2 separate regions of the Homo sapiens genome follow, and region 1 is linked to region 2. Evidence: read pairs that join two places in POLR2A ChIA-PET (ENCODE). Cell type or tissue: Panc1. All regions are shown on one strand. Links, peaks and the distances in the headings refer to the core of each region. The heading gives the core; the rest is flanking DNA.

Region 1 (8,321 bases), core at 24-8,023, 150 kb before region 2:
CACACATACACACAAACCTGCAGGCTGCTGCACCTTGCCACAGCCCTTCCTCCTGCCTGTGATTCCACAAGCATCCTCCATCACTACTGCTGCTGCCCAGAGGAAGGGCAGGAGTGAGCTTTGTCCTCACTCTCCTGCTAGGCCTCAGGGAATCTGAGGGTGCTGGATAAGTTTCCACATATCACCTATCTGTTCTGGGTGGCAGTTCTTTGGAGAATTCTCTACCCACCCCAGCCCCACAATGCACTGAATAAAAAGGAAAACGAAGTATTTGTGAACACATTTCTTTCTCCTGCTACTCAAAGTATCCCAGAGCACATTCACTGGAGCGACCCCCTTGCACTGCCCCTCCCCCCCAAAAAATTCACATCAATCAACTGGCTTAGAAATGAATAGCTTCCTGCCTTTCTTCCTCATTTCTACTTGGCCTGCACTTCAGAAGGCCTAACTGTTGTCATGACAACCGCTTGTGTGGGTCCAGACACCTTTGAGATGAAGAGGGACTAGGAAGTCCAGGTTCCTGGGTTCTTTTACTCCCTGACCTTGGGCAGTCTTAGCTGTCTCACTTTGCCCCCTTTTCCTGGAGGACAGAAGGAAGGAACATGAACACCTGGAGTGTCAAAAGACTAGTTTTGCTTTGAGATCCTCAGGTCCAGGGAAGATGAGGTAGGAAGATTTGGGGTGTTACTATAGTACAGACAGTCCCCGACTTGTGATTGTTCGGCTTCTGCTTTTTTGGCATTATGATCACATGAAAGTAATACATTTGGTAGAAACTATACTTCTAGTACCCATACAACCATTCTGTTTTTCACTTTTAGTATAGTATTCAATAAATTCCATGAAATATGCAACTTTATTATGAAATAGGCTTTATATTAGATGATTTTGCTTAACTGTAGGTGAATATAAGTGTTCTGAGCACGTTTAAGGTAGGCTAGGCTGAGCTGTGACGTTCGGTACGTGAGGTGTATTCAATGCATTTTTGACTTACAATATTTTCAACTTACAATGGTCTTAACGGGACATAACCCCATCATAAATTGAGGTGCATCTGTATTCTATTGCGCTGTATTAATACAGGCTCTCTTTAAGCCACTTGGAACATTTTCCAGGTCTGATCACCTTAATCTACACCCCCTTCCCATCCCTAGGGGGTAAGGATGAGCCATGGGAGGGTCTCTTCCATTCACAAATGAGGAAACTGAGTCCCAGAGGGGGTCACAGAGCTTAGGACTTCTACACAGAGAACTCAGGAATGCAGCCTCCAGCTTAGCCCCCAGACCCAGGCCAAGGGCCTTGTGGCCTTTCTTCCGGAGCCAAACTGCCTGATGTGAGTATCGGGCCAGGGTCCAGAGGCATCTAATTCCTGGAATTAGCCCATTTGCCCTCGGTACTCACTCCTCAGTCTTCCAAGTTGCTAGGGTTCCCCAGTGGGGCCCTAGTTATTTGGCAGCTTCCAAGGTTAGCGAAGGGACAGGGAGCCTGCCTAGACCATCTGGGACCCCAGCTGATTTCTGGGAAGGGGATGATCAGGTTTCAGTCCTTCCCTCTTATTACAGAAAGGCTCTGACTTGAAGCTGCCTCACTCCCACCCCCTCCCTCCGCCTCAGAAATTGATTCTTGGCAGCCTCTTGGATCTAGGATGGTACTATGGAGTGAACATAACTGGACACTGAGCCCCACTGAGGTGGGGACAAATGCCCAGTGTCTTCAATCACAATCCTGAAACATCAAGTCACCATTCTTCTCCCCAGAGGCCACCCTGCTGTACACTGAGGGCCTGTCTGATACCTGAACACCACCATCATTGGCTCTGGAAGACGAATTCCCTCTGTAGTTCCTCTCCCTCTACCCCTCCCCCAGGCAGTCTACCCTCTGCCCTTCACACAGGGAAAAGCTTAGTTTGGAGGTCACCAACTCCCCTCCTTTCCTCCCTACCACTGTTTGACACCAGGCTCTGCCTTGCTACAGCCTGAACCAACTCCCCACCCCCCAACTTTGGGTCCTCTCAGCTGGAGACAGGCAGATTTGGGAGTTTCCACCCTTCTCTCCCCACCCCAGAGAGCTAAGCCCCTCAGCCCTCTGTAGGGTCATCGAGGCAGTTCTGGTGGCCCATACCCAGTAGACATAGCCTTGGGCAGGTCCCTCTGCCTGCTGACTCTTCCTCTCTCAATCAGGTCTCCTAGGAAGAGCTGCGACTTAGTCCTCAGGAGATCAATGTGGAATCTCCCTTCCACCATGAACTCATAGATGCCTTTAAGGCCCTCAATGCTTTTGACTCTGCATTTCCCCAACTGGGAAGTGGAGGTGTTCTCTCCTCACTTCCGAGGTTACTGAAAGTGTCAGTGTGCTTTGAGAAGTGACAACTGCTAAGCAGGAATAAGGGACCACAGCTCAGCTTCTCCTCCTCTCTCGCCCTCCCTGCACCTGCCCTCCTCCCCACTCCTGCCCCTCCTCCCATCTCCCTAGCCAGCTCAGACCTGTTTGGCTCCTCTTGAGGAGCAACTAAGAGGGCTTCAATGGGCAGTCAGCTTCTGGGACAGTGTGAGGGCATCCAGGTCTGGAGAGGACCCAGACCAGCTAAGTTATCCCCAACAAGTAAAGCCTTGACCCTGAAAAGGGTTCTGTGCCTTCTGCTATTCTGTGCCCCGATACTCCCTTGCCCTCCCTCGCCAAGTCCCTCTCTCAGTCTGACACACACACACACACACACACACACACACACACACACGGTCCCTTCCTCTCTCACCCTGCTTTCAGTCCCTCAGCAGGGCTCTCTATCACATGGGCCAGTTGCATTTTGTCCATATCCCTCCTTGGTGCCTGCCATGGTGCCTGCCAAAAATTTATTAATTTTTTCCCTTATTGTCTCTCTTGCCCCATTCACTGAGGCAGGGCCTTTGACAGGCTCAGCCCCACACTGAGGACCGGGTGGCACATTCCCTTTGCAGAGTGAGGCTGCCTGGTCAGCTTCCGCACCCACCCAGCCATCCCCACCTTCAGGAGGGGCTCCCAGGGGAAAAGGCTGCTCTTCTTTTGCCCTTGTCCAGTCTCCTGATTGCCCCTGCAAAGCCCATTTGCGGCCTCCTGCGTAAGGATCGGTTCTCCAAAGGCCCAAATCCTTGCCCCTGTCAGAGGACCCTCATCCTAGCCCACACAGGAGTCGAGGGTTCCTAGGAAGACTGCAGCAGGCCGAACCGGTCTCCTCCGGCTTCGCATTCTCCAGGGCCGCCCGGCGAGCTCTTGCATGTTCCCCACCCGCCAAGCCCGTCACTCGGCCCCGCCCTTTCACACGCGCATTGGCACGCCCCTTCCCAGCCCCCAGCGGGCGGGCAGCCTGCCGGGTACCCAGGAAGCTCGGGTCCCTCGGCGCCGGAGGACCCACAACCCAGCCACCGCAACAAGTCCGCGCAGCCAAAGCAGCTCGCCTGGGCACCAGGCCCCACCGTCCTTGTTCCGTGGCCCCAAGAGGGCCCGTGCCAGTTCCCGAGGCATGGCCGCCTGGCGTCCGGCACATCCCAGATCTATTCCTCTCTGAGGGCAGGGGCTCTCCGGGGAGAGAAAGAGCAGTTCCGGGGCCCGCTTCGGGTTTTTTTGCATAGACTCTTCAGGCACGGAGAACAATGGAACAGCTCTGCGCGCTTCCTCCACTCGAGCAAGCTTTGTTCCTCCCTTCCCGCCTGCTCGGCTTCCATTAGCCACAGGGCAAAGGCTTCCCGGTCAAACAGGAGTCTCGGCGCTAACGCCCAGAGCTTTCGACACGCCCTAAAAGACCTGCGGGTGTAGGGGTTGGGGCCAGAGCCGGGGCTGAGGTATCGGACATGCGCCCAGATGCGCACAGCTGGCAGCCCGCCCGCCCCCGGCCCTAGACGCTTCTTTTAGCCAGAATCCTCACACCGCGGGGAAATCCGACTTGCGCTCCCACTCGGGATCCACAGAGGAAGTGGAGCCTCAGCTGTGTTCCGGGGCCAATCAGCCCTCACATCTGCTCTCCCACATCTGTCCTCTAGATCCGGGCTCTCGCTGGACGCTCCCCTTGCAATGCGGGATGCTCCTGTCAAGCGCAGGCCACACCACAACGGAGGTTTCCACCAGTCCCAGGTTTTGCCATATTGGGATTCTGGCTCTATTTCTGAGAGCCTGTAACCCCCTCACCCCCCATCCCATTGTCCAGCCTCACCTCGGGCAGGCCAGAGTCGAGCCCGGGTTCCCGCCTGTAATGTCTTTAAGAAGGTACACTTGAGCCATGCGCATCTGGAGGTGGGCCAGCTCAGCACATCTGGGCGCAATGCCCATCACAGCCTGATCGTGAACAGGAGGGCCCTCCGGGAAGGCGCAAGGGGAGGGGGCTTCGCTTTCCCCACACCTTCCCCAGCAGCTGGTTAGGAGAAAGCCAGGGGCGGGGCGGGGCGGGGCGGCAGGACTTACCCAGCATCTGGCTGAAGAGCAGCTGCTCCAGGTCTCCCAGCACGGTCACCACCAGCTCGGGGTCCACCTTGAGGAAGGCGCGCTCCTCCTGGCCCTTGGCAGAGGGGACAGGCCCAGAGCTCTTTTGCGCCTTGGCCTTGCTGGAGAGCAGCTCGTCGTCCGATTTGCCATCTTCGCTCACGGCCGCTTCAGGCGCCTTGCTGAGCGGCTTGACCTCCGCATAGGGTCCTCGAGGGATCCGGCTCGGCTTTCCCAGGTTGGGCGCGAGCGGAGCCAGGGGGGTCTTGGCGCCGCCCGCCGGGCTGCCCTTGGCCTGGAAGAGCGAGTGCTCCGACTTGGACAGCGTCTTGGACATCAGCGGAGCTTCACGGCCCTTGGACCCCACCTTGCCTAAGCCTTTGGGCGCCTTGGCCATATCGTCGCTCCATTCGGGCTCATAAAGCTGCAGCTTTTTCTCGGAGTCCGTGAGAAAAGAGAGGTTGGTGAGTGACTTCTGCTTGCGCAGGTTGGAGGCGGGCGGCCCGCCGGGGACACGGCTGTCCACGCTGCCGGACTTGAAGACCTTCAGCTCAGCCGCGCTGGCCTTGGCCATGCCGCCGCCGCCGCCGGGCGCCTTGGCGCGCTTGGGCAGCATGCCTCTGCCGTCCGCCGCTGCCGCCTTCCTGCCGGCGCCCCGCGGTTCGTCCGCGCCCTCGTCGCCGCCGCCGCTGCTCAGCTCCACCTCGGGCTGCACGCTCTTGACGCTGCTGCCCAGCATTCTGCCCGCGAGGAGCGCATGGACGATCCGCGCGTCTGCAGGCACGGGGGGAGGGGGCAGGGGGCGGGAGCGCAGGAGGAGGAGGCGGGGGAGGAGGAGGGGGAGAGAGAGGACGGAAGAAACCGAGGAAGAAGGGGAGAGAAGGGGGAGAGAGCGAGGGAGGAGGGAGAGAGGCAAGCCGAGGGCGCAGGGGAAAGAAACGCGAGGAAGGAAGCCGGGAAAAAGGAAAGAGCAGGGAAGCCGGGGAGCGATAGGGCGGGGTCGGAGGAAAAGGGGCGGGGCGGCGGGGAAAATACAAATTAAAATTTAAAAATCAGTCAAAGGAAGGATGGAAGCCCCGCGGCTCCTCCGGCGCCCAGCGGTGCTTTTGCTTTGGTGTCCGGATCCCAGCCCGCGGCCTGCCTGCCTGTCAGTCCCGTGGACACCGCACTGCCGGGCAGCGCCCCGGCCGCACTCAGCCAGCCAGCCAGCCCGAGTCGAGGCTGCAGGCTGCAGCTCCGAGCAGAGGAAGGAGGGAAGGGGAAGGCGGGGAGCAAACAGGAGGAGGGGAGCGAGTGTGCGCACGGGGAGGGAGGTGGGGGAGAGATAGTGTGTCTATTTCTGGCTCGGGAGGGGGAGGTATCTGCGAGCGGAGCTCCAGGGGCGGATGAGTGGGGGGTAGGGGGAAATAAAGGAAAAGCAGTTTTTCTCCCAGCTTTCCGCGTAGAAGCGGGGCGGGTTCTTGGATTCTCGGAGGGCACGGGGACCCCCTGCCGTGTCCAGGATAAAGATCTGTTGAGGAGGTGTGGAGGTGCAGGTAAAAGAGACGGAGGGAGGGCGGCTCAGAATGCGGGAGGGAAAGTGGGCCCGTGGGCCTGAGAGAGATGTCGGGAGAGGGGTGGAGGAATGGTATCCAGGGTGCTCATTCCCCTCCCCCAACCCCAAACCGTCTTTGGTTTTCCCCCAGGAAACTCCCAGTCCCGCCCTACTTCAGTCTCTGAGGCTCAAGGTTGCCCTCCTGAGCCCAGGAGGTAGGGGATGGGGGTAGGACACGGGTGGCTTGGAGAGAAGGGGCCTAGCGTTGACTGGGGAGGGGGCTGAGGGCTTTGTAGGGGAAGGAGTAACTCTTGAGATCAGGAAACTGGGTTTCTATTCCAATTAGCAATGTGACCTTGTCAAAGTCATTGAACCCCTCTGGTTCTGTTTTCTTTTATAGTGGTTATAATACCAGCTTCACAGGTAGAAGGGCTTTGGAACTGTAAAGGCCTGTGTCAAACCTAGGGAATCAAGAGGAGGCTTTGCACTGGGTCCCTTGCCTGCCAGAGTTAAGCAGAGCAGCAGAGTGCTTTTAAAAGATGTTTCCCAAGCCCTTCTTCCTTTCCTCCTAACTGGACCCAGGGGACAGGGATGAGGTGGAGGGGGAACAAGAGCCAGATGGAGTAGTCTGCAGTTTGCCTAGGACTGTACCTCAGTAGAGGGGACACTGCCCATCCTCAAATGGCCTCCCAAGTCACAGCCAGGTTGCCTGAGCAAAAGGCTCTCAGGAGAAAGTGGAGGGGAATTCTCTGAAAGCAAAGCTTGCTCCAGGAGGGGTAGGCCCAGGTGGAGCCACACTCTAGGGATTATAAAGCCCTAAGAACTTTTTGCCAGAATGTCTAACCATCAGATTATCTCCCCACCCCAAACCCAACCTCCATCTCTCTAGCTCCTTTCCTCCCTTTCTCCTAGAATCTGAAGAACGCTGTGTGTGAGTCTCATGGTTCACACACTCTCCTAACACTAATCATCACCTGCTGCCTGGTGTGAAATGTATTTGTGTCTCTATCTGTCTCCCCCGCCAGCGCAGGATCTCTCCGGGTGTAGAACTGTGTCACTCAGCACCTTGCATGGAGCAGGTGTTGCAACTCTGTTGGTTAAATGGATTTGGAGGCCTGAGCACTGTACGCTGGGTTTGTACCCTGCATGACTCTTGGGTTCTGGTGTTATCTCAGGACTCTCTGCCTTCCAGATTGAGATGCCATAAAATCTGCCGTGACAGGGATCATAGCAGAAAGGATAAGTGGCACGAGAATATAGAGTTCTCAAGCAGAGAAGTGTTTGGTAAGAAGCATGGACTCTTGGCTGTCTTGGAGACATAGAAAAAAAGGTGGCGATTCTGTCCTTGAGGAACTCTGGACTCTTGTATTTCCTGTCTGGCAGGGAATACAAGGTAGACAATACAAGACTTGGGAAAATAATAATCCTGTCCCTGTGAAAAAAGCAATGTCACACACATCAACACATTCATCTCAGGTAGACGGACATGGGTGTATATATTCCAATTATAAGAATAACAAGAGGAGTGGAGGACAGGTTTACAAGAGGATTCTGTACCATCTGCAATGCACAATGCAGATTGGCTTCAGAGGCTTATGTCGAGCATTAGGAAACTCAGGGGTGGAACTAGGGTTCGTGGTTCCAGATAGGAAATGACAAGCAGTGAAGAACTGGTTAAAGGAATGTGAGTGGTATCATGCCAGAACTTGGCCAAGGCACAGAGAGTGCCCAAAGGATGAGGCCAATCATGGGACTTTCTTTTCTGGGCACACACGAAGTACCCATGCTTATGTCCAAACATGAGGTCCCAGCTCAAGCAAGGGATCAAGCCCCATCTTTGGTGCCAAATCTTTGAGTAAGCATGACCATGCTCTTCCTACCCCATCCTTCAGGGTACTTGTAATGAAGTCACAAGCCATCACTTCTACAGTCCTCATCCTTACTCATTGGTCATTCTCTAATTTATACAAGATGCCCCTAATTCAATCACATGAGAACCACACCTTTCCTAAAAATAGCAATTTGAGAATCCGACAACACCTATTCTCTGACTTACCAGGTTACAGTTGCTCTTACTTGCTGTCTCTATATCCTCTTTCTGCATGTAAATTCATCTTCTCCTTAGCAGACAAAGGGAAATTCACTGGCTACCATCCTGGCTGAGAAAGCTTATTTTCACTGTGACACATTCCACCCAGTGTATTCTGCTGTGAGCAAAACCTGGTGCCCTCTCCCATGGTTTAATTTGGTCCCTCATCTCTGACACCCATGTCTGTAGGTTAGTCCCTCTCAAATCCTTTTATTTTATTTTATTTTATTATTATTATAATTTAAGTTT
Region 2 (8,321 bases), core at 17-8,016:
GCCATTTGTGAAACACATCAGCTTTACAAGGTGCTTTACAGTGGCTTATAAACTATTTAAGGAAGATATCTTTCACTTGGATGGATCAGGGTTAGAACTCCTGACCTCCGGGTTTTCAGTCTGTTGCATGGCCAGGTAGGAGCAGAGGGGACCCCTGAGAGTTAGTTCCCAGCCACTAATGGATATGCTTTCACCAGCTCTGCATGTTTGAGTTTCAGAGCCAGGTTTGCAGAAAGAAAACAAGCCTGGAAAAGAGCGTGCTTGAGAAAGAGAGAGCTAGCAAAACTTGAGGGGAGGGCAGAGAAGGTGAGGTGGAGGGGTCCTGGGTTCCGACTGCTGTTTCTAGTTGTCAAGAATTTATATGGTAATGACGTGCCTGTACTACGCAGCTACCCAGGAATGTGTCTGACGCCAGCACTGAGTAATTCCCATGTATGGTAAAGTGTGTAAATACGGGGGCAGCTAGCATTTCCAGACTCTGGTATTTCCAGTGCTTCCCCAGGGCCAGAAGGCAGCGTCTGAGTCTTCAGCGGTGACAACAGGGGAAGAAATGGAAGGTTAGCAGCTGGAGCTCAGCCCCAGCTAGGCAGCCAGCACCCCCTACCCCCGACTGTGTGCCTGGCTTTCTTTATGCAGGGGTGGCGTGTGTTGGTGCTTCCTGGGATGTCAGCTGCAAACGACCTGTGTTTTTAAGGCCTAAGTGCTAATGTGTTTTAACTTGTAAAAAATTAATCAAAGAAAAATCATTCAGACCATTTTGTTCAGCATGGAATAACCAACATCATTACAGATCTGGATAAAAGCAAGGAAACCCCATCTGTTAATTTGTCTATGAGGCTTTATTATAATACAGGATTTCCTGTAGAAGTTTTGAAATACTACAAAGAAGTCATCGACCTCCATTTCTACCTGTGTTGACCTTCAGACTTCTTTTTTTTGAGACAGAGTTTCGCTTTTGTCCCCCAGGCTGGAGTGCAGTGGCACGATCTTGGCTCACTGCAACCTCTGCCTCCGGGTTCAAGCAATTCTCCTGCCTCAGCCTCCCAAGTAGCTGGGATTACAGGTGTGCACCATCACACTCAGCTAATTTTTTTTTTTTTTTTGTATATTTAGTAGAGATGGGGTTTCACGCTGTTGGCCAGGCTGGTCTCAAACTCCTGACCTTAAATGATCCACCCACCTCAGCCTCCCCAAGTGCTAGGATTATAGGAATGAGCCACTGCGCCCTGCAAACTTCTGAACTCCAAGAGTAGGGAGCTCTGCTCTAGAAGGCACTGGGGGCAAGTGGGGAAAGGGAGAGACATATACCGCCCTTGTCAGCTCACAGTCTCACAAGGGCCACTGGACATGGATTTGAAAAGAGAAAGCTCATTCAATAGAGAGAAGGATTCCTGACCTAGAATGACAGTCAAGTTCTGGAGGCCCATGGGGCCTGGATTGATGGTAGCTCAGTGATGCTGGTTACCTTTTCAGAGAGGCGGGTCATGTGCACGGTTCTGAAGGAAACATGAGGTGGGACATGGAAAGCTGAGGCCAAGCCTGCCCCATCTCCATGGCAGCCATTCTCCCCCTACCCGTGACCCTGAGCTTCAGGAGAGGCTGATTTCCTGAGCTCTCAGGTGTCACTTCTAAGACTTGGCTCTGAGCCCTGACCAGCCCAGCCCCCTCCTCTCTCTGCCCTCAGCTGCTCTCTGGACACTGGGGCGTGGAGGCAAAAGCCGAGCTGCAGATTGGAAGGGATGCCAGCCCTCCTGTCCACCTGGCAGATACCAAGCAGCTCAGCTAATGCGAGGGAGCTAGATAAACATCTGACAGGTTTCTACTGGAGCAAGTGGATGGGGACTTTAACCCTGTGCCGTCAGTCACTCTTTGGCCCTAGGGAATAAATGATTTTGGAATGGGAGAGATGGGATTTTTCCACTGTAGAAATAAAGATATGGGATGGTTTTGAAGGGTTTGATAAGAAGGGGCTTGCCTTCAGACACTGGTGGCTGGCAGTTAGGGATTTTACATCTCTGCGATGGTTCCTTCAACCTGTCACCTGAGCCAGACTTTATTTATTTATTTATTTATTTATTTATTTATTTATTTTGAGACTGAGTATTGCTTTATTGCCCAGGCTGGAGTGCAGTGGCAAGATCGCTGCTCACTGCAACCTCCATCTCCTGTTTCAAGCAATTCTCATGCCTCAGCCTCCGGAGTAGCTGGGATTACAGGTGCCCGCCACCATACCCGGCTAATTTTTGTATTTTTATTAAAGATGGGGTTTCACTACATTGGCCAGGCCGGTCTCGAACTCCTGACCTCAAGTGATCCGCCTGCCTCAGCCTCCCAAAGTGCAAGGATTACAGGCGTGAGCCACCACACCCAGCCGAGCCTGACTTTCATGAGATTTGGGGTGACTGAGAGTCTGTGACCTTTTTCTTCTCCTTTTGCTGCTGCTGTAAGAGCTGCCACCTTGGCTTTCTTGTCTCAAGGCTGAGGATCTGGGTACAGTCCTAACTGGGGATCTGGGTACAGTCCTAATGGGACAGCCAGGCTAGGAAGATGCAGCAGCAGACACAGCAGGCTTCTAGCCGCCAGCCGTTTCAGGAAAACAGCTGACCAGGTGTTTCCAGCCATTCAGTAGAAAATTCAAGCTCTGTTCTCTGTTGAGATGGTCAACAGAGTGAAATGGGACATCACAGACAGCTGGGGGGAGCTAAACCCCAAAGAAGGGCAAGTAACTTGTCCCAGACTCATTCGCTGGGCTAGCAGATGAATCAGGAGTTCCTGGCCCTATTTGGCATGGTACTTCTTAAGCCTCGCTCCTTCCATATGTGGACTAGCTACATGTGGATGGCTGGCCCACATCTAGCAGTGTGGAGTCGACGTATGACTGGTCCAGTCGTGTGAGTGGTAGTCAGAGGGGCGGGCACTTACAGTGTGCTGGCCATCACTTCCATACCTCCTCATTTAATCCTTACAGCTGAATTTTAGGGAGTCCATATACGGTCCATTTTAGAGACAAGCAAATTGACACTCAGAAAGGAAAGTAACTTGCCCAAGATCATTCAGCTAGGAAGGGGTAAATCCATATTGATCGAATCCCAGCTCTTGTTTTCCTAACCATTGACCTGTACAGCCTGAACTCTGACCTTGGGAACTTCTCTTGTCCCAGCCTTCTGCAGGGCCTCTGTGCCGGAGAGCTGGGAAGGCAATTAAGAAGGAGCCAAGTGTCCCTCTAAGGCACTCCATGAACTCTGAGAAACAGGTTTCCTTTTAAGGCAATTCGGCCTCCCTACAGGCAGAATTTGGCTGTTGGAGAGAAGGGCAGAAAGGGAGGAGGTGGAGTGAAGACTGAGCCCTGCCTGTTGCCAGGGTTCCCTCCAGCTGAGCCTCTTCCCCACAGGCAGGGTCACCTGGAGGGGTCCTCTTGTGGGCAGAGGGGGACAGGACCTCATCCACAGGCACTGCCTGAAACCCTTCCTGGCTAGGGATAGAGTCATCACTTTTCATCTCAAGGCAATAGAGCCCTGTCCTTTCACTGGGCTCTTGAGGGGAGACCCCCCACCCTCGCCCTAACTAAATGACCAGGCTCAAAAGAGCAGCCTGGCTAAGAGACGTCCTGAGCAGATTTTCCTTACTGGCAGGTCCTTGGGTTTCACCCATTTCTCCGCCCATGTTCTTGATTCCCTGGGGCCCTGCTGGATGTGGGCCCCTGACACGGAGCCAGGGAAAACAAGGGGAGGCCTGTATGGAGCTGTGGGTCTCCCCCAGAGGGAGAAGGGCTTTTGTGTCTGTAACAAAACAGTGCTTGGAACTGGCTCCCAACCATGTGGCTAGGGGAATTTTCCTCCCTTAGGGGTGTTCCTAGGGGCCTGAGTATGTCCCCTGCTGGTTCAGGGGGTTGGAAAAGGAGAAGGCCGAGGAAGAGGGCCAGCACTGATGTATTGTATGCCTATCATGAGCAGCCCCTCTTAAATATGCAAGGGCCACAGCATGGTGACTGGGACCCAGAGGATTCAGAAATAGATGAGCTTGCATTAGAATCCCAGGTCTATCTCTTCCAGCTGTGTGACTATAAGCAACTTGCCTAACCGCTCTGAGCCTTGCTTGTCTTGTCTGTAAGGTGGGCATACATTCTTTATCTTCGGATGATGAGGATGAAATGAGATGATGTGGCTGGGAGCAGTGACTCATGCCTATAATCCCAGCACATTAGGAGACCGAGGCAGGCAGATCACTTGAGGTCAGGAGTTCAAGACCAGCCTGGCCAACATGGTGAAACCCTGTCTCTAATAAAAATACAAAAATTAGCCGGGTATGGTGGTGGTGGCGGGCGCCTATAATCCCAGCTACTCAGGAGGCTGAGGCATGAGAATTGCTTGAACTCAGGAGATGGAGGTTGCAGTGAGCAGAGATTGTGCCACTGCAGTCCAGTCTAGGTGACAGAGTGAGACTCCATCTTGAAAAAATAAAGAAATGGGATGATGCAGATGAGCCATCTGATGCATAGTAGGCATTCAGTCCATGGCAGTGTGGGTGCCATGGCTGAGTTCCAAGGGTCACATTGAGTCACCTTATCAGAGGGAGAAGAGAGCTTGTGTGGGTCTGTACAACTGGATACATTATTCACAAGAGCTTCCCAAGCAGACCTCCCCTCACATCTCACTGGCCAGAAATGGTCTCAGCCTGTTCCTGATCCAGCCACTGGCAAGGGAATGGAATCTCCATGGTTGGCTTAGGGGACAGAGGCTCTGTTCCTCCATCTGGGGAAGGGGCATCTCCCCAGTCATTCAATGGCCTGAATAAAATCGGGGTTTTGTAGCAAGGAAGAAGGGGGAAATGGCCGATGATCAGGCCGACCATAACACACATTGCTGATTGCTGTTCCTGTCTAACTGTCCTTCACATCGTACGGTTTTCAGCTCCAAACCTTTGCTTGACAAGGGCAGCTAGCAGTCCTCAGTACAGAAAGAGGCTGAAGGAACAGTGCAACATCAGAGGCTGGGAATGGGGACTGTCCCTGGATCTGGGGGCTCAGGCCGCATGGGTTATCTGAGGAAGACAGAGATGGGGATGTGAGCAGTTACAGAAATTCCTGCGGGGCATGTCAGCGATGTGTGGGAGCCTGAGGAAGTGCGGCTGCTCCAGAACCTGGGAAAGGGAGAACTGGGCTTATGCAGCAGGCATGGTCTACCTAGATCCCCCAGCATCACTAACACCACTTCCCCACAGTAAGCTCTGCCTCTCAGCCTGCACACGCTTACCAAGCACCTCCACTAGGAGCCAGGCTCTGCAGAGATTCACCATGCAGAGAAAATGGCCCCAGAAGCTGTGGCTTTCGATATTAGTGCATCCTTCATTCATTCCTCAGCTATTTCCTGGCCACCTATATGAACAGCCACGTGCCAAGTGCTATGCAGAGCATGGGGACAGAGTGGTGAACGTGACCTGGATCCCTTCTTGAGCTGAGGCCCGTGTCACCCTCAAATGGGAGCTCTCCAGTAATGGAGACTGTATCTCCCTCTGCCCTTGACATTGACTCTCCAGCTGCTGGTGCAAGCCCTGTTACCAGGAGGGTGGGCTCTCGTTGCCACATCCCGGTTTTCAACATTTCCATGTGACAGGTTCCGTGAGCTCTCTCCTTAGGCTCCTTTGCCTCCTGAGGCAACAGATCCCTCTGACTCCCAGCCCCTTTATTTCCCGGCACCTCCCTGTGTCCTTTACTCACCAAGTCCTGGGCAACCCCCGGCACCAAGCCTGTACCCACTGTAGGTGGTGCTTTGTATAGCCCTTCCCTCATGAACTTCTGTTGAAAGAGCTGGAAGGGTGGTCTTCCTCCTTCAGCCACGTCTGTTGAGTGAGCGAGTGAAATGGAAGGAGAGAAGCAGGCCCCATCTGTTCTCCACACTCACTAGTGTTACCTTCCGTGCTGCTCTGTGGCCACGTGGGCACTGACCTGAGGCATCACTTGGACTTCTGTGTGCTGTATATGTGCCAAGTACTGTGCCTTGCCTTTGACATATCATATCTCATTTAATCACCAGACATACTCGGTGAAGTCGCTATTTTTATCCTTTTTTTTTTTTGAGACGGAGTCTTGCTCTGTCGTCCGGGCTGGAATGCAATGGCGCGATCTCGACTCACTGCAACCTCTGCCTCCCAGGTTCAAGCGATTCTCCTGCCTCAGCCTCCTGAGTGGCTGGGATTACAGGCAGGTGCCACCACGCCCCACTAATTTTTCTATTTTTAGTAGAGACAGGTTTTCACCATGTTGGTCAGGCTGGTCTCAAACTCCCGACCTCGTGATCTGCCCACCTCAGCCTCCCAAAGTGCTGGGATTACAGGCATGACCCACTGCACCCAGCTTTTATCCTTATTTAACAGATACAGAAATCAAGGTTTGGAAAGACTGACTATCTTGCCCAAGGTCACACAGCTAATGAGTGGCAGGATCAAGATTGAGCCAAACCTGCATGGCATCAGGACGCCAGCTCTGAACCAACACCTAGAGCATCTCAAAGTTGGTCTGGGCCACCTGCTTTGTTTGCCTGGGGTGCTTGTTAAAAATTCAGATTCAAGTACCTCATTCTCTCAAGTATCTCATTCTCAGAGGTTATAATTCATTAGATGTGGGGTGGTGTTACTAAATCTGATTTTGCAAAAGCCCCTCACTCTGAAGTTTGATAACTGCCCTGTGTGCCTACCTCCTGCCTTTTTTTTTTTTTTTTTTTTTTTTTGAGACAGAGTCTTGTTCTGTTGCCCAGACTGGAGTGCAGTGGTGCTATCTTGGCTCACTGCTACCTCCGCCTCCCAAGTTCAAGTGATTCTCCTGCCTCAGCCTCCAGAGTAGCTAGGATTACAGGGGCGCACCACCACACCTGGCTAATTTTTGTATTTTTAGTAGAGATGGTGTTTCGCCACATTGGCCAGTCTGATCTGGAACTCCGGAACTCCTGACCTCAGGTGGCCTGCCCGCCTCAGCCTCCCAAAGTGCTGGGATTACAGGCGTGAGCCACCATGCCCAGCCCTGCATTTAAAAAACAAAACAAAACAAAAAAAACTTTTTTCTTGTGGTGAGCTATAGCTTATATACAAAAGTGTGCACAAAACCTACATGTACAGTTCAAAGAATAATTATAAAGTGAGCCCCCATATGACAACCACCCTGAGTTAAGAAGGAGAGCATTGCCAGGCAGTGCCTTACCAGCCTCCCTGGTCTCCCAACCCAGTCATGGTCCCTTCCCTCTCTTAGAGGTAACTCTTCTAAGGTAAAAGCTTGTGATCATCATTCCCTTGCTTTTCTGTAGTAACTTTTCCACCTATATGTCCATCCCTTGGCAATATGAGTTTAGCCCATTTGTGAATTTCCTACAAATGGACTTGCATTTTCCCAGCTCTGGTCTGTCTGCTTCTTCCACATTCTCTTTGAGATCCGTCCATGTTGACGTGTGTAGGGGTAGGCAGTCCATTTTTATTGCAGCTGGAGCCTTCTTTATAAAGCCTGCTTCTTCTGCTGATCCACATCCTTTAGAGTGCCTAGCACAGGGCTGAAAATGCAGCAGCTGCTCTGTAAAGACCTGTTGATTAGATTGGGGGGAGGAAATCCCCGAGAACGTGCGAGGCTGCTGTCGAGAGCTAGCAGAAAGTGCTCTGCCAGGCCTGGTGGCCCCCCAGGCATTCTACTTTTGTCTTTCTCTCCTCTGGATCTGGCTGTTGCATTTCTGTCGTGGACAATCTGAGATGTTTCCATCTCCCTGTAAAATTAATTCCCATTTCTGTGTCCCTTTTCAGAATGCCGAACTGGGGAGGAGGCAAGAAATGTGGGGTGTGTCAGAAGACGGTTTACTTTGCCGAAGAGGTTCAGTGCGAAGGCAACAGCTTCCATAAATCCTGCTTCCTGTGCAGTGAGTACGCCCCAGGCCCTATTGCTGTTGCCTTGGACACCCTGGACGGGCCTGCCCCCACAGGCTGGGCCTGTCAACACCCCAGGGAACTGATCCCATGGGATGTAAACAGCTTGACATTTGGCTGAAGCGCAGCTGGGCAGGGAAACACTTCAGGGCCTCTTTGTTCCGTTCAGAAGCTTCTTTCTAAGGGATGAACTGGCCAGAGCGGGTCGGGGTGGCAGGCGTTCAGGGGCTGAAAGCCAAGCTGTAAAGACTTGGTTAAGAAAACTTTCCACTCAGCTCTCTCTTCTCTCTCTCCCTGTCATGATTTCACCATTTCAGAGGAAAACACTTTCAGCCCTTTGCACCCTAATTATCTCTTGTTCAAAGGCAACAGAGGCCACAACCTCATGGTGAAGCTGAATCTGGAGGAAGAGTGGGGCTCCT

The links. ChIA-PET counts read pairs that join two places held together with the same protein. Peaks named below come from ENCODE experiments on the same cell type or tissue, not always from the same donor. Only the 100,000 strongest peaks of a DNase experiment are listed, where the experiment ranks them.
Region 1: POLR2A ChIA-PET joins it to region 2 with 19 read pairs; 2 of 35 experiments call an interaction of 5 or more read pairs at or near these places.

What each region holds. Positions count from the first base shown.
Region 1 is chr1:201,645,536-201,653,856 of GRCh38, reverse strand. It overlaps NAV1 (neuron navigator 1), which reads right to left. Exons shown (of 34, transcript NM_001389617.1): 5 at 4,432-5,223. LOC124904482 (a long non-coding RNA gene) reads left to right here and starts at 5,873. Exons shown (of 2, transcript XR_007066789.1): 1 at 5,873-8,321. In Panc1, for the core only: no CTCF peak of the experiment used is centred there; no DNase peak of the experiment used is centred there; H3K4me3 peaks cover 3,324 bases; H3K27ac peaks cover 306 bases; H3K27me3 peaks cover 178 bases.
Region 2 is chr1:201,495,763-201,504,083 of GRCh38, reverse strand. CSRP1 (cysteine and glycine rich protein 1) reads left to right here. Exons shown (of 6, transcript NM_004078.3): 2 at 7,780-7,892. The coding sequence starts at 7,781. Among named protein-coding and RNA genes, the nearest start is that of CSRP1, 7.2 kb to the left of the region's middle. In Panc1, for the core only: no CTCF peak of the experiment used is centred there; a DNase peak (open chromatin) is centred at 413; H3K4me3 peaks cover 785 bases; H3K27ac peaks cover 2,047 bases.